Linked DNA regions of Homo sapiens: region 2 is linked to region 1. A link is a loop called in an ENCODE intact Hi-C map of the cell type or tissue named here. Cell type or tissue: chondrocyte. All regions are shown on one strand. Links, peaks and the distances in the headings refer to the core of each region. The heading gives the core; the rest is flanking DNA.

The links. A loop is a pair of places that touch in the nucleus more often than their neighbours do. Peaks named below come from ENCODE experiments on the same cell type or tissue, not always from the same donor. Only the 100,000 strongest peaks of a DNase experiment are listed, where the experiment ranks them.
Region 2: a loop joins it to region 1, with 2.7 times the contacts of the local background. A loop is called at or near these places in 3 of 110 quality-filtered maps.

Annotation. Positions count from the first base shown.
Region 1 is chr15:101,050,612-101,055,973 of GRCh38, reverse strand. LRRK1 (leucine rich repeat kinase 1) reads right to left here. Exons shown (of 34, transcript NM_024652.6): 24 at 4,014-4,263; 25 at 2,886-3,052; 26 at 2,554-2,751; 27 at 751-1,028. It overlaps LRRK1-AS1 (LRRK1 antisense RNA 1), which reads left to right. Exons shown (of 3, transcript XR_001751724.2): 2 at 5,195-5,340. Among named protein-coding and RNA genes, the nearest start is that of LRRK1-AS1, 99 kb to the left of the region's middle. RefSeq lists an enhancer at 1,924-2,544. In chondrocyte, for the core only: no CTCF peak of the experiment used is centred there; DNase peaks (open chromatin) are centred at 2,327, 4,023 and 4,919.
Region 2 is chr15:101,111,706-101,117,067 of GRCh38, reverse strand. All of the region lies in intron 1 of LRRK1-AS1 (LRRK1 antisense RNA 1), which reads left to right. Among named protein-coding and RNA genes, the nearest start is that of LRRK1-AS1, 37 kb to the left of the region's middle. RefSeq lists an enhancer at 4,293-5,079. In chondrocyte, for the core only: no CTCF peak of the experiment used is centred there; no DNase peak of the experiment used is centred there.

The sequences.
Region 1 (5,362 bases), core at 178-5,177:
CTAATCCATACATGCACAGGTCATTCCTACAGGAATTAGTCAATGACCATCTGTAGAATCACCAGATAATAAGAAATTATAGACAAGGGAATTTTAATGCTGGGTGATCAATTAACAAGGCTGGCACTAGATGTAATACATGCGTGGTAAGATGACTTCAAGTTGTGTGTGTGCCTGCATCTACCAAGTAGCCATCAGGGATAAATGTTATCAGAAGATCAACATTTAGTCATTGTCTCAACTGAGGCTGGCAGTGCAGTTGCCAGGGGATGCCAGCTTGCTCTTTCACTCTTCTCCTGGTTTGGCATTCAACTTGGCCAGCACCCTGTGGCCGGGACTTAAGGCCAAGGGTCTTTACCGTCCTTATTCTGTCTGCTCCTCCTGAGTGCCCTGCAAGGCTGGTCCTGTGTCCTCACTGTGGACATCTAAATGTGAGTTGGAGCCCAAATCCAGACCTGTTTCTCTCTTGGACTCTTCATCTGCTGTTTACAGCCTCTACAATGTTACTGAATCAAGGTCTGAGAAGGCTGATGCTAAGGAGAAGTCAACTTTGCTACAAGCAGACAGACACAGGCCCCTGCACCCTTCTGGTTCAAGCCAGAACCTCCCTCATTGAGCAAGGGAGAGTGAGAAAAATGTGCTTTTGGGGATGCTGAGCCCCGAAGCTTCAGGTGCCTCCAGGACTGCCCGGCTAGCCTGAGGGCTGGGCTCCTACACTGTGGGGCTGGGCCAGGGGATCCAGGCACGTACCTTCTCATCATATACAATGCGAGGCCTGATCTCTGGGGCCTGGTAGCCAGGAGTGCCCTCCACGCCTAGGGCGCCCTCATGGAATGACTGCCTCGAAATCCCGTAGTCAGATAGCTTGATGTTGATGTGCTCCTTGACGTCAAGGGACCACACCAGAATGTTGTCCGACTTCAGGTCACAGAAGATGATGTTTTTCTTGTGCAGGTAGGCCAGGCCCGAGGCGATCTGGTAGGCTATTTTTTGGGTGAGCATGTGTCCCAGGGGTATAAAGGAAGAATCTTGCAAAGAAAAACAATTTTCAAATGTATCAAAATTTCAGTTTTGATAGAATCAAATTATCATGATAACAACTGTCTTTTTGTCTTCCGATCTCCCTAGATACTTTATGATTTTTTTTCTTTTTTCTTTTATTGAGACAGAGTCTCCCTCTATCACCCAGGCTGGAGTGCAGTGGCATGGTCTTGGCTCACTGCAACCTCTGCCTCCAGGGTTCAAGCAGTTCTCCTGCCTCAGCCTCCCAAGTTGAGTAGCTAGGACTATAGGCGCGTGCCACCATGCCTGGCTAATTTTCGTATTTTTAGTAGACATGGGGTTTCACCATGTTGGCCAGGCTGGTCTTGAATTCCTGGCTTTAAGCGACCTGCCCGCCTGGGCCTCCCAAAGTGTTGGGATTACACATGTGAGCCACTGCGCCTGGCCCTTAGATACTTTATATTCCATTGACACATTCTCACTATTCACCAGACTGCCATAAAGGACAGAGAATGGCCTGGTTAAGTGAAACAGTATTTAGGATAGAAATGCTCATCGCTGTAGCTTCATTCCTGATATCTTATTCCTGGAATTGCTGGCATTTTGCTGAATGAGCAAGGGTTCGAAATCTCTAGAGTTCACCTCAGGTCAAGGCTGTCCTACGTAAAGGGGTGAGAGGCAAGTAGAAGCATTTTGTTTGGCTGGGCGTGTGGCTCATGCCGGTGATTCCAGCACTTTGGGAGGCTAAAGTGGGGGGATCGACTGAGCTCACAGTTCGAGAACGACCTGGGCAACAGGGTGAAAGGCCATCTCTACAAACAACAACAACAAATTAGCTGGGTGTGGTGGCGTGTGCTTGTAGCTACTCGGGAAGTTGCGGTGGGAGGATGGCTTGAGTTCAGGAGGTCAAAGCTGCAGTGAGCTGAGATTGCACCACTGTCCTCCAGCCTGGCCAACAAAGTGAGATCCTGTATTAAAAAAAAGTAAAGAATTCTGTTTAAAAAATTATCTTCCATTGAGGCAGAAGTGATTGATTTTCATAGCATTTCTTCTTCCTTAGTCAAAAGACAGCTACCTTTCACCCTCTGGCCACTCTGGAGTTTAGCTGCTCTTTTCTCAAGGTAAATTACTTCGACATTTTATGTTAAAATATGGTCCCACTGACCCTGCGGTCTCAGAGTCTCAGCAGCCGTGTACGTGTGCAGTTGGGAAAGTGATTCAATGCAGCTCCCGTGCTCGGTGCCCTCCCAGCGAGGCCTGTTACCATCCTCCTTTTACAGGCAAATAAACTCAGCGGCTTTCCGGACCGCGGCAGAGCCTGGTCTTAGCCGACTCCAGAGTGTGCGCTCCCCCGTCCTCGCCAAGGCTCTGCCTAGTGACTGGACCTGGCGGGGAGCCTGGCCTCGCAGCCAGGGGATGGTCACACGAGCCATGGGTTGGGCGTGCCCTGGGCTTGCCAAGGCCACCTGAGGCTCTACCCCCCGTGCCAGGCAGGAGGCGCCCGGGGCTCTGTCGGTCTCCGGGGCCGGGTGGGGCGGCGCGCCGCGGTACCTCTGGCGTTCTCGGACAGCACGGTGTTGAGGCTGCTGAGCGGCGCGAGCTCCAGGGCGAAGCAGAGCGGGTGGATGCTGATGCCGATGAGCGCCACGATGCAGGGGTGCTGCAGCGCGTGCAGCATGCTGGCCTCCTGCCGGAACTCGGAGAAGTTCTTCATGGCATCGGTGGCCCGCAGGTGCCTCAGCATGGTGTCTGCCAGGGACAGCGCAGTGTCAGCCAGTAGGACATGGGGTGCCTGCAGCCTCAGGCCTCTCTAAGGCCGCACAGAGCTTAGACCCGGGCAGCATATGTCTGAGAAAAACAGCACCAACCTGGGACCCGCTTACCTGCCGGTACGTTAGCAAAGTTCTTGAATTTTTTGATGTGGAAGCGCTTGACGGCCACAGGCTGGCCCTGGTACCGGGCCCGGTAGATGACGGTGCCACTGCCGCCCTGGCCCAGGACGCTGCCCTCGTCCTCGCTGTGCTCCAGCTTGCTGTTCTCCAGGAAGAGCCTGCCACACACGCCCGGCATCAGCCACATCCCCCCCGCCCTGATGCGGGTGGGTCCTGGGCTGGGTCATTTGCCCCAACGGCCGAGAGTCATGGTTCAAAGCCATCTGTGAGGCTGGACAGATCTGGGCCACCCCGGCCCTGCCACTTGTGGGTGAGCACACCTGGGTAGGTTATGCAGGCTTGCTAAGCCTCAGTCTCCTCTGTACAGAGGGCTCTCAGGACAGGAACGGCCTCAGAGGTGGTGATGGCTGGCACAGGGTGAACCCCACAGAAGTGGTGGCCGTAGAGAAAGGACCCCTTTGGAAGTTTTCTTCTGAAAGGTGACGTTTCCTATTTCCTCCCCGATTCTCTCTCTAGTTATGATCTTGGGTTAGCATAGGTACAATAAACTCTAAGAACAGATTTGAGGGGTCCAAGGCTCAGCGCTAGGGCTACAGACAGGAGTCAGCGTTTGACAAAGAAGGTAAACGAGGCTCTGGGTGGGAGCTCAGCGCTAGGGCTACAGACAGGAGTCAGCGTTTGACAAAGAAGGTAAACAAGGCTCTGGGTGGGAGCTCTCCCTTCTCTCCCCTTCCTGAATGCTTGAGGAGCACTGGCTGCACTTATCTGCTGGCCCTAGAGCTGGTGGGGAGGTAGGAGTGGAAAGGAGAGGCAGCTCAGGAGAGAGCAGCTCTGGCTACGAGGGGAAGGGGGAGCCGTATGGGGAGGCAGGATGGCTGCACTTGCAAAGCACTCTTCCCAGTTGGGCCTATCAAGGCCTCCAAAATGGAAAGCCGGCAGCCTGGTTCCTTTCAGGCAGCCGAGGATGGGAACCTAAAAGGTACTGAGATTGGTGGGAAGCCATGGCCGGGGCACCTGCCCGCCCCAGAGGGGTCTTCCTGGAGATCACTCGGCAACTGCACAGCGAGGAACGCCCCCTGTGACCTGCACTGTGTTCTGGGAGGGGCCTTCGGGGCATACCTGGCCGGGAAGTCGGTCATGAACAGTTCAGGGACCAGCTCCTGCAGCGGCACGGGGAGGTCCGGGTGTCTGGGGCAGGAGATGAAGTCCCGCTCGATGGCCGTCAGGACACAGTCTTCCATGTCGAAGTACTGCACATCCTCTGATTTCTCACTGGGGTCCGTGTGCTGGGCCCAGGCTGTCTCGCAGACCGGGCAGGGCACGTACTGCTCCATGAGTGGCGTCCCGTCGCTCTCTGTGGCTGTCAGGGCTAAATAAGGACAGAGCAGGAGACAGCTTCACAAGAAGGTGGTGCAGGAGGGCCCCCCGAGCAGCACTCTGCACCCCAGGCCCTGAGGCCTTCGCAGCAGGGGAGCTGCCTGTCCTGGCCTGTACCCAAGAGACAGGCTGAAACCCACTGCCACATTCGGGTGCCTTTTTGGAGAGCGCAATTGTTTGTCCTGAAAGATGTGTCCAGGGAGGGTTCAGGATGCTTCCGAGAACTGTCCAGTGGTCGGGACACTGAGCAGGCTGGCTGGGGGGCCTGAGAGGAGTGGGGGGATCCCTCCTGCATGACTGGGCCCTAACAGGTCATCGCAGACTAGGTGTGAGCTATCCTCCAACCATCACGGCAGTGGGGAAGGCACCCTTCTTACAATTAGAAACATCAGGTTTACAATGTCCATGAAGGGCAATGCAGGGGCAGAAATGAGTGCAAATTATCATAGACGAAACTCAGTCACCGGACACGGGATTCCCCCACGCCTCTGAGAGGAGGTGCAGAGAAACACCCTCCAAGATGCCCTGTGGAGGTGCCCTCAGGGCCGGCCAACTGCCTGCTTCATGCAAGGTAGGAGGTGGATGCCTAGAACTTTCCAGGCACATCTGATATCTGCAGGTCCATGTGTAAGGCATCCCGTTGGGAGGGGCCCCTGGCTGGGGATGCTGGCTCCAGGCGATCTGTCTCAGGTGCTCACCAGAGCCCTTTCCATCTCAGGTGACTGTCTAAGGGACCCACCTGTCAAACTGCCCAGCACCTGCTGTGTGGGGAACACTGGCTGGTGGGGAGCTGCAAAGTGCCCAGAAGGGTTCACATGGGCCTAAGGGCCCCCTTAGACAGCCAAGTGCCTCCCAAATCACCATGACACGCACACCCAGCTGACTTCTCCGAGGGCTCCTTTCTAAGCCTTTTTTCCTTGTAGGTCACCCTTCCTGCCAACAGTGTGAAGGACCCCAACCCTGACAGAGACCAGACCCTGGGATCTGGAATGTGTATCCTGAGTGCATTCTGCCACTGCCTCTTAGCCACCTTCCCTGATGCTGTCTGGGATGCAGGCATTGCATGCAGGTGAGGCCGGCCCAGGAGGCCG
Region 2 (5,362 bases), core at 143-5,142, 61 kb before region 1:
TTTTCAGGCCCAGAGCCATCCTGGATAGCACAATGAGTGGAAGGGAAGTCTCTTATGTCCCCTGAACCTCCCTCTTCGGGTGTCTGCTTCATAAAAATTGCCAGAGAATTTGCTTTCCCAGAAGAGATTCTGCCTCCAGACCTCCTGGCCTGGGTGGGGACAGAGCATTTACCTTGCCAAGCTATGGGAACAGAGGGACTGTCCCTTTACAGGGCTACAGGGTTGCTGAGCTAGTAGGATGCATCTTTTTAGCTCCTTTCATGAGGGGAGGCCTACCTGTGATAAGATGAGATAGAGAGGCCCTGGATAGAGCCATACCTGAAGCCACCTACTCAGACGCCTCAGTTATATTAACCTACAAGTCCCCTCTCCTTTTTTTCCTACAGAAGATGGCTTGTGGTTGACAGAGCCTTGCCCACTGTAAGCACCAGGAAGCATGCAGTAAGAAGAATGTGGGCTTCCTCAACCATCCACCCACAGGCTGCTCTTGACTCAGGCCCTGTGATGTGTGCTGGGGGCCCAGGGATGAATTATGTCCTCAGTTACGACCTCAGTCCATTGAAGGGTCACTGAGACAAAGCCACGCTGCCCTATGCTGAATATTGGAAGGGTGGGTGGGAAGAGACTAAGGGAGGGCTTCCCAGAGGAGGTGACACCTTAACTCAAGGGAAGAATGGGGCTTGCCAAAGAGAGGAGAAAGCGTGGGCACAGGCCACGAGGCTGTCAGGACATGGAGTGTATGAAGAAACCGCAGGCAGTGAGCCGGGCCAGACTTCCCTGTGCTGGGGGAGGGTGGAGCGGTGGGAAGACAGCTGCAGCCCCCACGCCAGTCCTGCAGGGGCCCCAGGCTGGCCCTGCTGCGTGGAGTGTTGGCAGGAAGAGGCTGGAGGGAAACTCAGGAAGACACGCATGGCTGAGAACAGTGGTGGGGGAAGGAGGGGAGAAAGCCATTTTCTTTCCAGCCCCAAATGGTAAAGAAATGACCCTCCTCCTGCACAAATTGGAGTTCCTGCAGCTGGAAAGAAATCGGCTCATGCCATGTTTTATGATGCCTCGCCTGGGCCAGGCGGGGCCAGTACAGCCTGATGTGCTCACAGCTGGCCTGGCTGCCCCCGAAACCACAGTGACTGTCCTGCTGGCCCGGCCCTGGGCCCCGGGCCTCCACGTCCAGGCTGGAGAAACTTGGCTCCCCTGCAGCTTTCAAAATAAAGTGGTTTTTATTTCATATTCACAAGAGAAGGTAACAAAATATAATTGGGGTTGCTGCTTCTCATATTATTTATGCAGTTCTCCCCCCATCTCTCTTCCCAAAAGCAAGCCACAAAGGGGTCTTTGTTCTCTGCAAGTTCAAAGTCAGCTCCTCCAAGGGGAAACTTATTGGCGATTACAAGGAGGAGGTTCAGTTTTACAACGGCTGGCTGTCAGACCAGAAATATGGTACGCGTCAGGGTTCCGGTGGGAGCCGGCCAGAGTGCGGTCTGCAGGCTGCAGAAGCCATGTGAATGATTTCCAGTGAAAGATAGGGCAGGAGTGCCAGGGACAGGGGCAGCAGGAGCCACTCACGTCTGCTAGGCACACTCTGTCTCCATAGCCTCAGTTTCCTCACCTGTAGAATGGGCATCTCCACACTGGACTAAACCAGAGGATTTCATTCAGTCCTTTGGAGCCACGGGGCCCTGCCAACGCTCTCAGAAAAGAGTGGGCAAGACTCAGGGGCACGCATCCCCACTCCTGCCCTTCTGAAGGCTTCACTGATTGAATGTCCAGGTCAGATTTTTTTTTTGAGAAAAAGGTTTTTATAAACAAAAATCAGTAAAATCCTAGCTGGGTGCCGTGGCTCATGCCTGTAATCCCAGCACTTTGGGAGGCTGAGGCAGGGGGATGGCTTGAGCCCAGGAGCTCAAGACCACCCTAGGCAACAGAGTGAAACTCCATCTCTAAAAAAGTTTTTAAAAATTATCTGGGCATGGTGGTGTGTGCTTCTAGTCCCTGCTACTTGGGAGGCTGAGGCAAGAGGATGGCTTGAGCCCAGGAGTTTGAGGATGCGGTGAGCTGTGATCCTGCCATAGCACTCCAGCCTGAGACCCCATCTCTAAAAGGAAAAAAAAAATTGCAATAGCCTGGCCTGGATGAGCTTGAAGGCTCACTCCCAGCATCCTGTAGGAAATATGGCGCAGACAGGGCCTCCACCCTCAGCTGTCTGTGGCTCCTCTCGCCATGGTGGCCCCAAGTGGGGAGAATCCCAGGGATCTGGGTTGCCAACATCATGTCCCCTAGACACAGAGGGCCCATAGGGGTCCTTGGTGAGCATGCACTGGCTTCCTTAGCCACAAAGCTGTCCTGGGACCTACGCCTGGTTGAGGGTCCTTGAGGCAGCAGCCCTGGCCTTGGCTGCCCTGGGAGGCATCATTTTAATGAAAGCAGCTATTTCTGCAACAGCGAAAAGACCATCAGTGGGATTGCAGGTCACCTTTGCAGCTCTGGGCTGTCCATCCCCAGATGCAACATGATGTGGGAGGCCGGAGGCTCTGGCAGGTCCACGCTGGGAGGACTGGCCTCTTCTCTCACCCTGATGGAACCCCTGCAGGCCTGGCCACCAGACTCAGGGCCCACGACCTCCCAGCTTTCATTCCAGCTCCATTCCCAAGGAAGCCTGGGAAGTTGGGGGTGGGCTGGGGGAAGTGGTATGTCCCAGCGGCCTGTGCCTGCCACCGGAGCTCTTCACCATCCACCAAGAGGCGGGGGCCCCTGGGGGGAGAGTGGGGGACACCTGACCCTCCTTTGCTGGGAGCAAGAACTTCATTTGGGAGACCAGCGATGTGTTTCTGCAGCTCCAGGACGATGATATCGGGGCAGGGCAGGGAACTGACGGTGGGAGGAGGAGGGGCTTCCAAAAACAATGAAGTCTTCACCCTCCCTCTAGCCTCAGAGAGATGTGGCCCTCCCTGGTGAGATGCTCGGGGAAGAGGGAGAGAAGAAAGGAAGAGAGGGAATGTGAGGTGCCTCCTGTGTGCACTTCATGGAAGCCAGAGGGAGAAGGAGAGCATGGGAGGGGCTCCCTGCCTGCCTCCAAAATCATTCCAGAGCATTGATCTTGGGGAATTGCAGAGCAGAGGCCAGGCCTAGGTGAAGGTGGATGCTGAGGATCCCCCCAGGGCAGAGGACTATCAGACTGGAGGTGAATCCTGGGGGCCCAGGATTGCCTCCCTCAGTGGCCTCTCTGTCGCCCTTGCTGCCGGCCGTTGAATTCACTGATAAACATCAGCCCAGGGAGTTGAGACCTCAGGGCCCCTGGAGAAGATCTGTGCAGGCAAGAAGCGATCTGCTGAAGCCACAGTTCAGGGTCCTCTTTGCTCACATCATTTTACGTGAAAGAAGCTATTTCTGTGATAATGAAAAGGCCACGGCGGGGTTGCAGGTCGTCTCTGCAGCCCTGGGCTGTCCATCCCCAGACGCCATGCAATGTGCGAGGCCGCTGGCTCTGGCAGGTCCACCCTGGGAGGGCATCATGCTGCCAAGGTCCTCCAGCACCCACAGAGCTTCTCCCCACCTTACAGACAGGGAAACTGAGGTTCACAAAGCCAGTAGAGGTTAGGATTGGGGTCATTCCTGGGTCTGCTGACTCCACTCTGCTCTTTGCCACTTGATATTGGATGGGAGCAGGGCACTTACATTTAACACCGTGTGTCCTAGGGGGCAGGCGCTACACCCTGCACTTACCTGTGTTACCTTGTTCAATCCTAACACCATGAGTGGGTATCGACCCATTTTGCAGATGAGAAACTGAGGGTCAGAGAGCCTAAGTAAGTTGTGAGTGTGGATTGAAACGCAGACCTGCTTGACCCTAAAGCCCTGACCCGCTCTACCCCTGTGGAGCTCTGCGGCCTTCCCAGGGTGCCTCCCTTGAAGCTCCCTCGGCGGCCCAGGGGCATGCCCTAGGGAGCTTTAAAAAGGCTCATGTCTGGACCCCAGCCCCTGAGATTCTCATCTACTGGCTGGAGTGTGGCCTGGATGTCAGGGGTTCTTGGTGTTCCCCGTGGCCTTTTCTGGCAGCTGGGTTGAAAATCACAGTTCCAAAGGATGTCATCAGCCTCGAGGCCAGGCAGGGCCTGAGCTTCCTGCCCCGCTTTCCAGCCCCAACTTGCCCAGGAGAGCGAGGAGTGGAGGAAGCAGAGGCCCTGGCTGGGTGCATTTTGAAGGCAGTGAGCCTGGCCTGCCTGAGTCTTGGGCTCACTGAATATTCTCCCTGGATCTGGGGTGCCTGCTCAGAGTGAAGTCCCTGAGTGTGTTTACTTTTCCAAGAAACCCGCTGGGCTCATGCCACCTCTTCCAGCTTCCCGACCACCCAGCGTGATGTTGGACGCCTTGCTCCAGGTGTCCCTGTGAGCCTCGTGCTCTTGCCCCTGCCTGTCACGACCTGGCACAGCCTGGCTCATTTATCCGTGTGCTTATTTATGTCAGTCTTACCCACCTGAACGGACGTCCACGGCATGGGGGACCTCATCTGTGGCATCTGTCATGGTGTCCCTGGGTCTAGCACAGTGCCTGGCCCCTGGAAAGCATGTGTGTGGAGGAAATGAATGGATGGGGACGGGCTCACACCTCTGGGTGCTGATGTCATGTGTGACTTGAGGCTGATAAGCCGAGACCCCAGTGACTAAGCTAGTTGTAGGAAACCCTCAGTGCAGGGGGCTGAGCAGAAAACCCCTGGGAAGAAAGCCCTGCTGAGTGCACAAGCCCTGTCCAGGGTGGGGAGGGGCTGGCAGGCCCCAGACTAGTGTCCAGCTCAGCCTGGGCTGGGTCCTGGGGATCTGGGATACGGTGGCGCACCCTCGACCCTAAAATTGCCCCAGGCTTGTCCCCCCTGGGGTGAGGTAAGCAGGTCTGATGCACACGTCCCTTGGTACAGTCAGAACCACCCAACCCGAATACTTTACACTTCGCTCTTTAAGTCGCGCCTCTGCAGCTGTGGCAATGGGTGGCCCCAGTTTGTCTGGTGACTGAGCCGCACAGATGTCCGTTTGGAGACGGCAACCTAGGGACTCACACATGCAGGGAGCTGCTTGCCAGCGATGGGTAACCCGGCTCTCCTGAGGGGGCCTCAGGGGGTGCTGCAGCCACACCCACCCTAGCTCCCCTGCCCCTCCCCAGGGTCCCCTGCACATGCAGGGCTGGCTGGGCTGGAGGATCACCTGCAACCCTCAACCCCTGAGGGTCCCCAAACCTGTGTGTTGGAGCCCCCATGAGCTTTTCAAAGCCCGGTGTCCAGGTCCCCACCAACAAGTCAGAGTCTCTGTGGTGACACCTGGCCTTTGGTGTCACCCAACAGGCCACAGAACAAGCTTTTCCCCGAGGAACCGAG